Linked DNA regions of Homo sapiens: region 2 is linked to region 1. Evidence: chromatin contacts called from ENCODE POLR2A ChIA-PET data. All regions are on one chromosome and are shown on one strand. Each heading gives the region's core, a stretch centred on a gene start or an enhancer-like site at or near the end of the contact. The rest is flanking DNA. Distances are from core to core; before and after follow the strand shown. Region 1 holds the start of PDE5A (phosphodiesterase 5A). Region 2 holds the start of JADE1 (jade family PHD finger 1).

Evidence for each region. ChIA-PET counts read pairs that join two places held with the same protein, here RNA polymerase II (POLR2A).
Region 2: POLR2A ChIA-PET joins it to region 1 with 11 read pairs in naive thymus-derived CD4-positive, alpha-beta T cell. The contact joins the promoter of JADE1 here to the promoter of PDE5A in region 1. POLR2A ChIA-PET finds 5 or more read pairs at or near these places in 2 of 52 experiments (CD8-positive, alpha-beta memory T cell and naive thymus-derived CD4-positive, alpha-beta T cell).

What each region holds. Positions count from the first base shown.
Region 1 is chr4:119,627,048-119,633,600 of GRCh38, reverse strand. PDE5A (phosphodiesterase 5A) reads left to right here and starts at 4,797. Exons shown (of 21, transcript NM_001083.4): 1 at 4,797-5,081. The coding sequence starts at 4,930. LOC107986192 (a long non-coding RNA gene) reads right to left here and starts at 5,811. Exons shown (of 1, transcript NR_165235.1): 1 at 2,846-5,811. RefSeq lists silencers at 4,464-4,863, 6,084-6,363 and an enhancer at 5,904-5,953.
Region 2 is chr4:128,807,832-128,814,840 of GRCh38, reverse strand. JADE1 (jade family PHD finger 1) reads right to left here and starts at 5,141. Exons shown (of 11, transcript NM_199320.4): 1 at 4,964-5,141. RefSeq lists enhancers at 722-1,303, 1,304-1,885, 4,629-4,738 and silencers at 2,329-2,898, 3,079-3,178, 3,299-3,578, 4,209-4,328, 4,839-5,318.

The DNA.
Region 1 (6,553 bases), core at 3,548-6,047:
AAGATATTCTTCTATGTCGCCTCCTAGAAATCACATTTAGTTTTTAGATCTGTTTCATTCCTAATTAACGTTTATATATAATATAAAATATTGGTTGAGGATACTATTTTTCCATATAAAGATCCAGTTGTTAAAGCATTATTTATTGAAAAAAACTTTACTTTTATTTAAAGAATAACTGGTACCTTTGTTGAAAATCAACTAGTTGTATAAATGATATTTCTAAACTCTTTATTCTATTCTATGGTTCTGTTTGACTAACCATATGCAAATGCCATACTGCCTTGATTATTATAGCTTTATAGTAAATCTTAAAGCTAGGTAGCATAAGTTCTCTAGTTTTATTCTTTTTCAATATTGTTTTGCCATTCTGTATCTCTTGCATTTCCATAGAAAATTTGTTATCTGATTTTCGCTTTCCATGAAAATGTCTGCTGAAATACGATTGGGATCATATTGCTCGGTTTGGAAAGAATAAACATCATAATAATATTGAGTCTGCCGATCAATGAATGTATCTGTCCATTTATTTAGGTCTTTTTGCATTTCTCCCAGTAATGTTTTATAACTTTTAGTGTATATTTCTTATGTATATTTTGCCAAATTTATCCCTAAGTATTTAATGTTTTTTACACGATTATAAATAATATTGTTTTCAAATTGTTCACTGTTAGTTGTATTAGTTTGTTAGTGTTGCCGTAACAAAGTACCACACGCTGGGTGGCTTAAATAACAGAAATTGATCTTGCCACTGTGCTGGGGACTAGAAGTCCAAGATCAAGGTGCCAGCAGGTTGGATTCCTTGGAGGTGTCTCTCCTCGGTTTGCAAATGGCCATTCTCTTGCTGCCTCTTCACACGGTTATCCCTCTGTGGGAGAGTATCACCGGTGTCACTTTTTTGTGTGTGCAAATTCCCTCTTCTTATAGTGGCACCAGTCAGATTGGATTAGGGACCACTCTCATGACCTCATCTAACCTTGATTGCCTCTTTAAAGGCCCTATCTCCAAATACAATCACATTCTGTGGTACTAGGGGTTAGGGCTTCAACATATGAATCTGGGGAAACAAATCAGCCCATAAGACTAGTATACAGAGATACAATTGATTTTTGTATACTGACCATTTATGCTGCAAGCTTGCTGAATCACCTCTTAATTCTTGTAGTTGCTTTGTGCATTCCTTTGGGTATTCCTCATAGATACTCATGTCTGCAAATGGAGAATGTTTACTTTTTCATTTTTATGCCTTATATTTCTTTTTTGTGTTTTTGCTTTGTTGCATTTGTTTTTTCTATTTGTATGACCAAAATCTTTAGCAGTACAGGTAGGTAACAACCAAATAATGTAGAACCCCATAAGCCACGTTACAGAGTTTGAATTTTATTTTAGCACAGTGGGAATACATTGAAGGTCTTTAGTTAAGCTGTTGCTCATGAGCAACAAATGAGCAATGACATATATGTATGTATATACACATATATATCATTGATTTTATATATATATATATATATATCTTAGTCCACTTGTGTTGCAATAACAAAATACCACAGACTGGGTCATTTACAAAAATTAAATATATATATACATATACACACATATATATATCATACATATACACATACATACATCATTGCTCATTTGTTTGTTATAAATAGCATTAACAGCATTTTTCAAGTTATATCCTGGGAGTGTTTATGATTTACTTATTCTTCAACTAATTCCATAACAAGATTTGAGGTGCTTAGAACAATTCATGCCAAGTTAAAACAAAATAATTGGGCAAATTGGGATAAAGAATAAAATGGAGTTGAAAAACAAGAGGCCCAGGTAATGTCAGTTCAAAATATGCTTACCTTTAACTACTTTAAATTTACAGGAGGTATAGTTACACATTTTGGCTGAATCTCCCAGAGACTAGAACTGTTTGAGACACTTCTGTTCCCCAATCCCTTGTGATATGTTTCTCAGGTAATAGGCCTTCACAGTAACTCCCAAACTATCATATATACCACACAGACTTGAGATTCACTATTGAGAGAATCTATGTACTGTTTTTCTTTTTTTTTCTTTTTTGTTATAGAGCCGGGGGTCTTACACTGTCACTGAGGCTGAAGTGCAATGGCACGATCATGGCTCACTGCAGCCTTGACCTCCTGGGCTCAATCCTCTTGCCTCAGCCTCTCGAATAACTAGGATTACAGGTGTGTTCCCCCATGCCTGGCTAATTTTTAAAAATTTTGTGTAGAGATGGGGTCATGCCATGTGGCCCAGGCTGGTTCAAACTCCTGAGCTCAAGTATCCTTCTACCTCTCCCTCCCAAAGTTCTGAGATTACAGGAATGAGCCACTGTGCCCAGCCTATAGATTGTTTTTCTTGAAGCAATTTTTCAGAAACCTTCCTGGTTTCTGATAATTTAACCCTTTCAGGTTAGGAGAGAAAAATGAACATTTTGATATTACCCACTGTCTTAGTCCATTTGTGTTGCTGTAATAAAATATCACAGACTGGGATATTTATAAACAATAGAAATTAATTTCTCTCAGTTCTGGAGGCTGGAAACTCCAAAATCAAAGTGCCAGCAGATTTGGCAACTGGTGAGGGCTGCTCTTTGCTTACAAAATGGCACCTTGTTGCTGCATCCTCAGCAAGGGTCAGTGCTGTGTCTTCACATAGTGGAAAGAATAGAAGGGGCCAACTGTCTCCTTTGGGCCTTTTTTTAAAAAGGCACTAATGCATTCACAAAGGCAGAGCCCTAATGGTCTAATCACCACTTAAAGGCACCTCCTCTTAATACTGTTGAATTAGGGATTAAGTTTCAACATGAATTTTGGAGGGAATACAAACATTGAAATGATTATACGTGTTTATTTAATCAAGTATCCAACAAAAGCAAATAATTCAAGCCCCAAATTCACTGCATCTTTAGTAGATAAGCAGAGTTTTAAATTACGATTGATCTCCTGTTAGGAGGAATGCATGGATTTCCACAAGAAAAAACTGTACTGAGGAGAAACTTTCCACAGTAATGTGCCACTTTTCAGTCAACGACAGACCACATATATGAGTCCCATAAGATAATACTATATTTTTACTGTACCTTTTCTATGTTTAGATATGTTTAGACACACAAATATCATTGCATTACAATTGCCTACAGTATTCAGTACAGTAATATGCTGTATAGATTTGTGGTCTAGGAGCAATAGCCTAAGTGTGTAGTAGGCTGAGCCATCTATTTTGTGTTAGTACACTGTGATGTTCAGAGAAGGATGAAATTGCCTAAGGATACATTTCTCAGAATGTATCCTGTTGTTCGGTGACGCATGACTGTATTCCATGAGCACTATAATCACTATCATAGTAACACATTAGGAGAGAATTCTCATTTCTAAATCCAATATAATTTATCACCCATTAGTTCATACTCTACTGCTTTGATTGCTTTTCTTTGGTTGTGGCTACCTGCATACAGCAGTAAAGTTTCAGAAAAACTGAAGTCGCAAAAGGTCAATTACTCAATGAAGGAAAGATAAACCATTGCATTGGGGGACTAGAAGATACTTTTAAAAGTTCTCAGATTATCAATTTAATGATGTGTTTCTATGTAGTGAATAATGCCTTAAATTCTTGCCAAGAGTATTTAGAAGGAAGTTGTCAGAAGTATATCAGCTAACTCATTTTTTTTTATATCACTGCTAATGGTGTCATTCACACATTGTGCAACCCATAATTCCAGATTTAATTCTACCAAAAAATATAGGTCATTGCAAAATGCCATATTAAAACTGCCAATGCATGACAGGAAGATGGGGATGCAGACAAAGCAAAGGATGACACCAATTCCTTTTTTAAAGAAGCAAGATAGGGATTGGACAAAAAGGCTGAGCCATTTTTAATGGATACTTTTGAGGGAGTGTTAATTCCAATTTAATTAAAATGATGCATTAATTTAAAATTGGGATAACTGGTTGCCCTCGACTGCACCTGGGTTGCGCCAGTGCTCTCGGATTAACCTAATTGTACAGAGGTGCCCTTGTTTTCTAACTTCATGCACAAAGCATTGGAAATTATTTGTTTGCTTTTTCTTTTCCAAGTAAATCTTTTTCCAGTTATGCATAAGGGAAGTTTGAGGCAATGGTTAAAGGCACTTAAGTTATAATTATTGCTGTTATCATTAACATTAAGCACGGGTATGGCTTTGTTGCAAGTTACCCACCTACACCTGCAAATCTCTCTTGCTAGCACACGCCCCAGCTCTCTCCACCCGCAGTGGTCCGTGGCTGGACCGCTTTAAGTCACTGAGCGGGCTGGGCTCTGAAGGAGGTCGGTCCCGCTCCTCCCAGACCCAAGCGTAGGGCTAGGGAAAAGCTAGGCGGGAAGGTCATTGCACTCCCAGGCCCCAGGAAAAGGGCCCAGGGTCTCATCATCTCTTACTTTCGGGCAAAACTTCCCACATCGCGACCTTCCCTCCCTGGGGCACTCTGAGAACACACCCAGTCACCTAGCGCGCTCCCCAGAAGTCGGCTTGGCACACAGCGCACCCCAGCGGCCGCGCGGCCTCCTTCCAGCCGCCGCCACTTGGCTTCCGGAGAGCTCGCCGGGCGCTGCCGCTGCCGCCGCCGCCGCCGCCTCCTGGGAACCAGGGGACTGAAGAGCCTGCGAGAGCGGAACACTGCCGGACCCCGGGTGGGGGGGGCGCAGCAGCTGCGCCTGGCCCCGCCCACCACACCTGGGCGCCCGTAGAACCGCGCGGGGCGGGGCGGGGCAGGAGGCTGGCCTGGCGCTCCGGCCGCTTTGTCGAAAGCCGGCCCGACTGGAGCAGGACGAAGGGGGAGGGTCTCGAGGCCGAGTCCTGTTCTTCTGAGGGACGGACCCCAGCTGGGGTGGAAAAGCAGTACCAGAGAGCCTCCGAGGCGCGCGGTGCCAACCATGGAGCGGGCCGGCCCCAGCTTCGGGCAGCAGCGACAGCAGCAGCAGCCCCAGCAGCAGAAGCAGCAGCAGAGGGATCAGGACTCGGTCGAAGCATGGCTGGACGATCACTGGGACTTTACCTTCTCATACTTTGTTAGAAAAGCCACCAGGTAAGAAGAGGACCCACGGAAGACCCGGGGCTGATTTCTCTCCCCTGTTGAATTGTGCCCTTCGTTCACCCCTGTTCCCAGGCCCTTTGCTTTTGAAGTAGGTCCTCGGTCCTGTTACGAGGTAGAAACCTCAACTCTAAGCGAGCACAGTCGAAAAACTCAAGTGTCGGATTTGATACAACTTGCTCACAAAGTTCAAATACAAAAATGTACTTGCCGACCTCCCACCCTCACCCCCGACCCTCTTGGTATTCCCCGGGAACATGATTATTTTCATACATCCGTGCTCACGGGCCTTCCCCTAGCCCCTCTCTAGCCCTCTGGTTCCCCAAAATCCAATCAGCAAAACCCAAACAGTTTCTGAGCCCCTTCCCTGCAGCTCCGGAAGCACCATTTCCAAGTCGGTCTTGATGGCTCCGCTCCTCCCCCGTCCCCCCTCGCCCTGGCCCTGGCTGGGCGGGGAAGCTGGGGTGAGGGACGAGTCCACGGGACAGCCCAAAGGCAACATGACGGAACCTTGCCAAAGTGAGTGCGGTTGCCTTTTCCCCCCTTCCAGTCTCCTGCTTGTCCCGCGCGCCTCCTTTCACTCGCTTTTCCGCCGAAGGCTGTGCCGCCAAAAGTAGAGCTCTGCAGAGGGGTTTGCGGCGTGCACACAAAGGGCGCAGGGGAGGCGCCGCCTGGAGCGGACCCCAAGGGGCAGCGCAGACCCCAGAGGCCAGCTCTTTCTGGTCCAGAGCCAAGCGCCGGGGCGGCCCTTGCGGAGGGCGGGGAGGAGGGAGCCTGTCCTTTTGGAGGCGGCTGCGCAGCGGGCAGTCGGGGCGCTCGTGGGAAACGCTCGCGGGAGAGTTGGGGAGGAATTGAGACTGGGAGCAGAGGGACAAGAAGAGTGGAGCAGAGAGTGCTTGGCGGGCGGGTGCCCCGAAGCCTGAGGAATTGATGCATAGTCGGGGTGCGTGGACTCCAGGACGCGCCCCTTTGCAGAAAGAGTCCGTGCCCCGCTGCCGCCTGCTCTGGGCAGCGGCCGTCGGGCAGCGGGTGCTGGCCGTCTTGGCCGGGAGGGTGACACACGCCCGGCAGTGATGGTCGAGGAGCCCGCCCGGGTTCGACGCCCGGGTCCCACTCGCCGGCGCGCGGCCGCGGCTCTGCCGGTCGCTCCCCGCCAGGGGGCGGCGCAGCGCGGGGCGAGCGGGAGGCGACGGGCGGCGGCGCGGAGGCCGGGGCCGTGAGGGAGCTGGTTCTGAGTCGCCGACCTCACCTCACCTCACCTGCGCGCGTTGTTGCCCCTACGGAGCCTCCTGGAGTCCAGGATCGGCGGAGTTCGAAAACGAACTTCCCACGTTTGCTATGTTGCCCTTTGGAGACAAAACAAGGTACTTCCTTCAGCATCCCCCTACGTCCCTTCCCACTTTTTCCGGGGGCGCGGCGGGTCTCGGGTGCTGGGTGGTGGCGCCCCGGTGGCACCAGTGGGACGA
Region 2 (7,009 bases), core at 3,892-6,391, 9.2 Mb before region 1:
CTGTAATCCCAGCACTTTGGGAGGCCGAGGCAGGTGGATCACCTGAGGTCAGGAGTTCAAGACCAGCCTGACAAACATGGTGAAAACCCGTCTCTACTAAAAATACAAAAAATTAGCTGGGCGTGGTGGCGGGAGCCTGTAATCCCAGCTACTCAGGAGGCTGAGGCAGGAGAATCGCTTGAACCTGGGAGGCATAGGTTGCAGTGAGATCCCACCATTGCACTCCAGCCTGGGCAACATGAGCAAAACTTCATCTCAAAAAAAAAAAAAAAAGAAAAAATCCTTACAGATGGTATATTCATGTATCTCATTTTTATTAAAACACACATGCACATGCATAGAAAATTATCTGAAAAGTAATACAGTAGTCATCTATGGATGGTAGCAATTTGTTTTTATATTTGTTTCCTTGTATTTTCTAATTTTCAAAAACGTACATGTAACACTACTTGTGTAATAACTTTTTAACAGCTAAAGTCAAAAATTAATATCGGTCACGTGCCTACTATACGTAAGACGCAATGGAAATCTGCTTTTACTCTCACCTAGTCCTCCAAGTTTGTTTTTTAGGTCATCTTTCTTCTCCAACCCCCTAGGCTAAGCAACAAAACACATTTCCTCAAACTCCAATAGGTTTTCTCCCTCTAGTTTCACCCAGACACACATACTTTTCATTGCTGTCCCTGTATAGCTACTCTTTCAACCTGGATAACTAATATAAGCACAGCACTGGTTTACAGGCAGAAAACCAGTCAAGTGAAGCGGGGAGAACTAAGAAGGTGGGTTTTTTTTTTTTCTTTTAAATGAACACATATCTACCTTTGTTAAAGCTAAAATATATGTGCAGCCAACCCAACTTTTACTAGTAAGCAGTCTGTACTCTTAAAGGTGGAATCAAGTTCAAGTTCTACCTTACTTTCAGACACTCCCATTATCTCTGCTAAATAGGGACCAAAGGAAATAGCAGGAAACCTAACACTTAAACAGCTTAAAATTATATTTATTCTACACATTAAAATGACAATGCCAAGTAAAAGACACTTATAGAAGTATCCAAACTTTGAAGAAGACAGCAAAATACCAAGCAGAAAGTCATCTGATTTACAAGTGACCGTAAGCAGGCTGGGCGTGGTGGCTCACGCCTGTAATCCCAGCACTTTGAGAGGCCGGGGCGGGCGGATCACGAGGTCAGGAGTTCGAGACCAGCCTGGCTAATATGGTGAAACCCCGTCTCTACTAAAAATACAAAAAAAAATTAGCCAGCCGTGGTGGCACGCGCCTGTAGTCCCAGCTACTCAGGGGGCTGAGGCAGGAGAATCGCTTGAACCCAGGAGGCGGAGGTTGCAGTGAGCTAAGATCATGCCACTGCACTCCAGCCTGGGTGACAGAGCGAAAGACTCTGTCTCAAGGAACAAAAAAAAAAAAAAAAAAAAGTGACCGTAAGTAAATGAGACTAAGATCTTTGGGATAAAAGGACAATAAAAATTCTGGGTTGCATGTACTTGCTAAGAGTGTTACTCACAAAACATCCCATTTAACTCCCCCCACGTATGTTGCCCACCTACAACAAATTATTACATCAAAAGTGTTGACTCAATGCAAGTATGGACATATTGAATGCTTCCTTTCTCCACCTTTCTCCACCTGTGATTAAATCTTGATCAGTTGTGATATGATCAAAATGCAACTTACTATAAAATCTGTAACCACTGGGGAGTCACTACCTAAATCAGCTTTCAGGGAAATAATTTCCCTCTATCTTAAAACTAGTTCATTAGCTTTGAAAGGTATTAGCCTTGAGCTACAAGTAGCAAGAGAGCTAGCCTTCATGGCGGGTATTATAAAAAGGAAAAATAGTTCACCTAATAAAAAACCTTTGGGAAAGAACCCCCTAAGCATTCCCATTAATGGAAACCTCAGATCCTCTCCTACTTTCCTAAAAACGTAGCTGTCTCAGGTCATTCACTGCAGCTGTCATTTTACAAAAGAAAATTTAAATTCCCTCTTGGCCGGGGCAAATAGAGGGCGACAGCCCCTCGCCCCTGCCGAAGTAAGGCAGGGCGCCAGCCCTCTCGTTACTAGAAGGCAAGCTAAAGCTCCTTTTAAACGGTCTCCGGATGACGACGCATTCCTAACGGGTTTCGAAGGCATGTTTAAATCGCCCGCTTTTTTGTTTGCTCTCAGCATTCACCGGCGCCGGGACTGCGGCCGCCCCCACCCGCTTGGGGTGGGAAACCTGGGGCCAGCGGAGCCTGGCGCGGGAGGAATCCTGGGGCGAGGGGAGACCCGGGACGCGCCAAGCCGGGGTTGAGGACTCGAGAATAAGGAGCTCTAGTGGGAGGGTGGCGGAGTGAGAGGGGACGTGAGAAGGCTAAGGATCCCAGCAAGGGGGGCACCCCGGGGTTGTGGGGGAGCTCGGCCGCCGCCCCGCAGCGGCGAACGCTCCGCGCGGCTCCCGCCGCCCGCCGGGGAATGCGCAGGGCCGCGGTTCCGCGCGGCGCCGACCCCTCCCTCTCTCCCAATCCTCCTCCTCCTCCTCCTCCCGAGGCGACAGAAACAACAGCGCGGGAGGAGGGGAAAGTAACTCCCGGCACCTCCGCCGGAATTAGCCCCGGTGCAGTGATGACACCTTCTCGTGGCGCAACCAAGCCCCGCTCCCTCCGCAGCGGCGTCCCCGCCGCCGCCGCCCTCTCCATTTGAAAGTGGCCACCCCCCGCCGCGGCAGCTCCTCCCGCCCCGCCGCCGCCAGCTGCACCAATCCGCTCGGCCCCAGTTGCAAATCAAACGCTCCCTCGCGTCCAGAAGCCACTTGCGCCGCTGGAAACGGCCGCGCCGTCCCCCTCCCCGAGTCCCTCCGGGGCGGCACCTTCGGGCTGGGGCGGGCGCGCCGGCGAGAAACGGTTTTAAGATGGGAGCGGCAGCGGCGGCGAGGAGCTCCGAGCGGGCTCGGCTCCCGCTCCCGCTCCCGCCCCCAGACAGTTCTGGAAACTGTGTATCACCTCTGTCACAGGAAGCCATCCGGCGAGGAAGGCGGCGCGGAACCAACAAACAAACGCCTGCGGCCGCCCGCCGGAACCGGCGCGGGGACCGCGTCGGGCTTCGGGCCGTTCCCGGGGCGGGGGCGCAGCGGCCACCCCCGCGCCGCGGGCTTTGTGCGGGGCGGGCGCGGCGGGCCGGGCGTCCCCGCCCCCGCAACCCCCCACCCCGGCCCGGGCGGCGCAGCTGGGACCGTTAGGTGACGCTCCGGCCGCAGCGGAGAAGCAGCGCCTCGGCCGCCGCCCGCCCCCATTTCCACACTGGGCCGCCTCTCCTCAAACACCAGAGGCGGGCTACAAAAGTTGGCCCCGGGGCCACCCAGCACCTGCCCACGTGCCGCGGAGGCTCGCTCCCGAGTCTCCCCCGGTTCCCTCCCCCGCCGCCCTCGGCCGCCAGGTCACCTATTACCGGTGGGAGGGGAGAGAGGCTGCTATTTAAACGCCCGCGGAAGTTGAGGCACCCCCACTGGCGGGTGCCGTGCACCTGCCTCCCGCCGCCGCGCTCCGCCACTTTGAGCAGCAGCCGCGTCCTCAGCCCCGCCTCCTGCCCGAAGGCGGGCGGGGGGGAGCGGGAAGGAGGTGGAAGGGATCGAATTTCTCCAGCAAATGGGACCGTTCCGACAGGATTCGGTTCCCCGGTCAACATTCCACATTCCATCCCTCTCCCGCATTTGCAAGCCAATGCCGAGCAACCCGGAAAGCCTGCTGGCTACCGAACAACAGCCCCCAACTCGCAAACACAGACTCACAGGCACAAGACACGTGCACTGAAGGGCTCTGCAACTTGCAGTCCCGGGGTACACACTACACGTTCATTTAAGGAAGCAAGGAGACCAAGAGACCCCACCCCCACAATTTGCAGATGGTGCCAAAGGTTGCAATTTGCAATCCCCTTTAAGTTCACGATTAATCGGTACTTTGCTCTACCAACGCCAACTCCTACCCCATTTCATCGATTAAGGGGTTTTACACTTTACAAGCAGTCGCGCTGTAAGTAAAAGATCTGATCACTGGAAGCCCAGTTCGGAAGAATCTAATTGCCAAACTGTCCCTCCACCCCCACCCCCACCCCCCTCTCACTGCCCTTGAATTGATGCAATGAATATTTTGGACATGTGGTGACGCGGTGACAAGAGCCAGGGCTGCGGCCACCACACACAGATGTACCTACGCACACCTATGTTTGGACAAATACAGTCCCACCACACACACGGTCTCACACACTCTGGATTCATATATGTACGCGAACCTGCGTTCTGCCATTGCCATCTGTCTACCAAGTTGCTACTATGCTTTCCACTTTCATGCAGCCTAATGCACTTTGGCTTTCTAAAAAAAAAAAAAAAAAAAAAAAACCTATAAACTAAAGCCAACTTAAACTGGGCTTCTGCTCCTAAACGCGTTTAATTGATGATTCACCTGAAAACCGCATGTTCTTCGCAAATCCAAAAGAAGAAATAGCTCTAAGTCTTCAGCCCCCCAAATTTGAAAAAAAAAATCATAATAAAACTTACTGATCCAACATAGATCAATTCTCAGGATCCAAAAATCATCCTCTCCTCCTCCTCCGGCCCCCGCCCCGGCAATGCCCAAGTTACTGGTGGGATAGTAACGCTGCGCTCAGCGGCTGCCTCCCTCCCTCCTCGCTACAGATCGAGAACCCAATCTTTTGGCGCCATATTAATGACGTATTATATTATTTCCACTAGGCAGCGACCTTCGGCATTAAATTACTCCCGAGAACTCCCGAGCAAAGCAACAAAACCATCAAATATGGCTGAGCCTCTCGGCTCGTCCTGCAGCCGCCGCCGCCGCCGCCGCCGTCGCCGCCGCGGGACCGGGACGCGCACACGGACCCACACGCGGACACGCGCGGACACACGCGCGGCGCGCCCACCCCGCGCGCCCCCCGCGGCCCGCGCGCGTACCTGCTGCGGAGGGGTTCGGCCGAGGCGCTGGGCTGGGCGCCGCTCGCTCGCTCGGAGCTGCATGAGTTCGGGCCGCGGCGGGCGGGGAGCCGGGCGGGCCCCTGCTCTCGCCGGCGCGCACACACCGGGCACTCGCGCACGGAGGCACTCTCGGTCTGGCGTTTGGCTTGTTATGGAGGAAGGACTATGTGAATCAAACTCATTTCTGGGTCACTGCTGCCACAGGGGGGAGCACTTTAATCCCTTGCCAAAACGAGAGGGTGGGGACGGGAGGGCGGAGGGAGCATGCGGGGAGCCCGCGGCGCTGGGGCTCGGTCCCTCGTTAACTCTTCGCAGCCCTAGCCGCAGCCGGCTCAGCCTGCGCCAGTGGGGGCTCGCAAAGAACGGCACTGTTCAGCTCTTAGTCTCTTTCCTTACTTCACCCACCTTGTGAGCCTAGAAATTCTTGAGGTGTCTCCAAGCAAGTGGGTTTTTAAATTAGCCCCTTCAAACTGCTGTCCCAGTTTCAACTCTTGTCTGACATCTAGAAATGGATTCTTTCAGAATAGTTTAAAATTACGTAGATTAAAATATGGCTATTAAGATGTGTCATTTGGGTGAAAGGTTTTATTTTTAGGCTGAGTGGCAAAATAGTTGTTTGTAGTAACAGTTTTAGGGAGTTGCACATTAGGATGACATTTTTAAATAGAGAGAATCCAATTCTGAATAACATCTTTACCTAAATTTGTATGGAAGTGATCATTGCAAATGAGCATTAATTCATTAGAAGATATTATTTATAAATTGACACCACTTTATGTTACACATTACTACAGAATTGGACATCTTCTCCCAAATATGAGGAGTGAGCCTAATGCTAAAACTAGAATTGCAGACTAGTATCAGATCAGTCATCGGAGATTCATTTGGGGGTATTTATGTGTAAAAAGGAGTGGTTACTGATTTTCTGCAGAAGACAAGCTTGCTTTTTCATATAGAGGGCAACATACTTCTTTCATGGATTCATCTAGGGAAATAGAGGGGTATATGACATTCAACTTCAATAAGAAAAAAGTACGGATTAAAAACTCCCATTCAGGCCGGGCGCGGTGGCTCACGCCTGTAATCCCAGCACTTTGGGAGGCCTAGGTGGGCGGATCACCTGAGGTCGGGAGTTCAAGACCAGCCTGACCAACATGGATAAACCCTGTCTCTACTAAAAAATACAAAATTAGCCGGGCATGGTGGTACATGCCTGTAACCCCAGCTACTGGGGAGGCTGAGGCAGGAGAATCGCTTGAACCCGGGAGGTGGAGGTTGTGATGAGCCGATAATGCGCCATTGTGGTCCAGCCTGGGCAATAAGAGCGAAACTCCGTCTCAAATAAATAAATAAATAAATAGGAACAGTGATCACTAATTACAAAATTGAATATCGAACCCAAAAGGCATATGTGTCCACCGGAAGAATCTTTCTGAATATATCAGGTTTGATTTCATGTAATCCCACACCAGCCCAACTACCCACATCCAGACCCACATCCAGAACGTTATAATCTGATAAATGCGACAAAACAAAACTAATTGAGCCTTTCAGTTATTTTTCAGAAAACAAAGTAAGCCAGTGGAAATCCTAAGTACTGTATATGTCCTCTCCTGTTTCGCTAATGAAGAGTAGAAAGACTCCCTGCCAGTCCTATTCATGTGTTCACTTAATCCTGTTCAAAGCGATCACACATGTAAAGCACTGTGTTAACTATCATTATTACTATTCTTAGTATTGCACTTGTTATTGTTATTTTTACTGGTTCACCTCGCACATACTCTCTGTAGAAGTTAAAGTACACAGGCTTTGTAGCCAGACATGGCTGGATCTGGCTCTATCAGTTAGCAGTTTGTGTGCCTGTGGGATAAAAGAACTTTATCTGAGCCTCAGTTTCTTCCCTGGTAATAAAATTAAGTTAACAGCTGGCCCCTAACCTGAAGGGTTGTTAAGAGGAATCAGGCAACCTCATAACAGTTCAGGAGTAGAGGCCCTGGCAGTAGGAGGTTGTCCACTCCCTCGGCC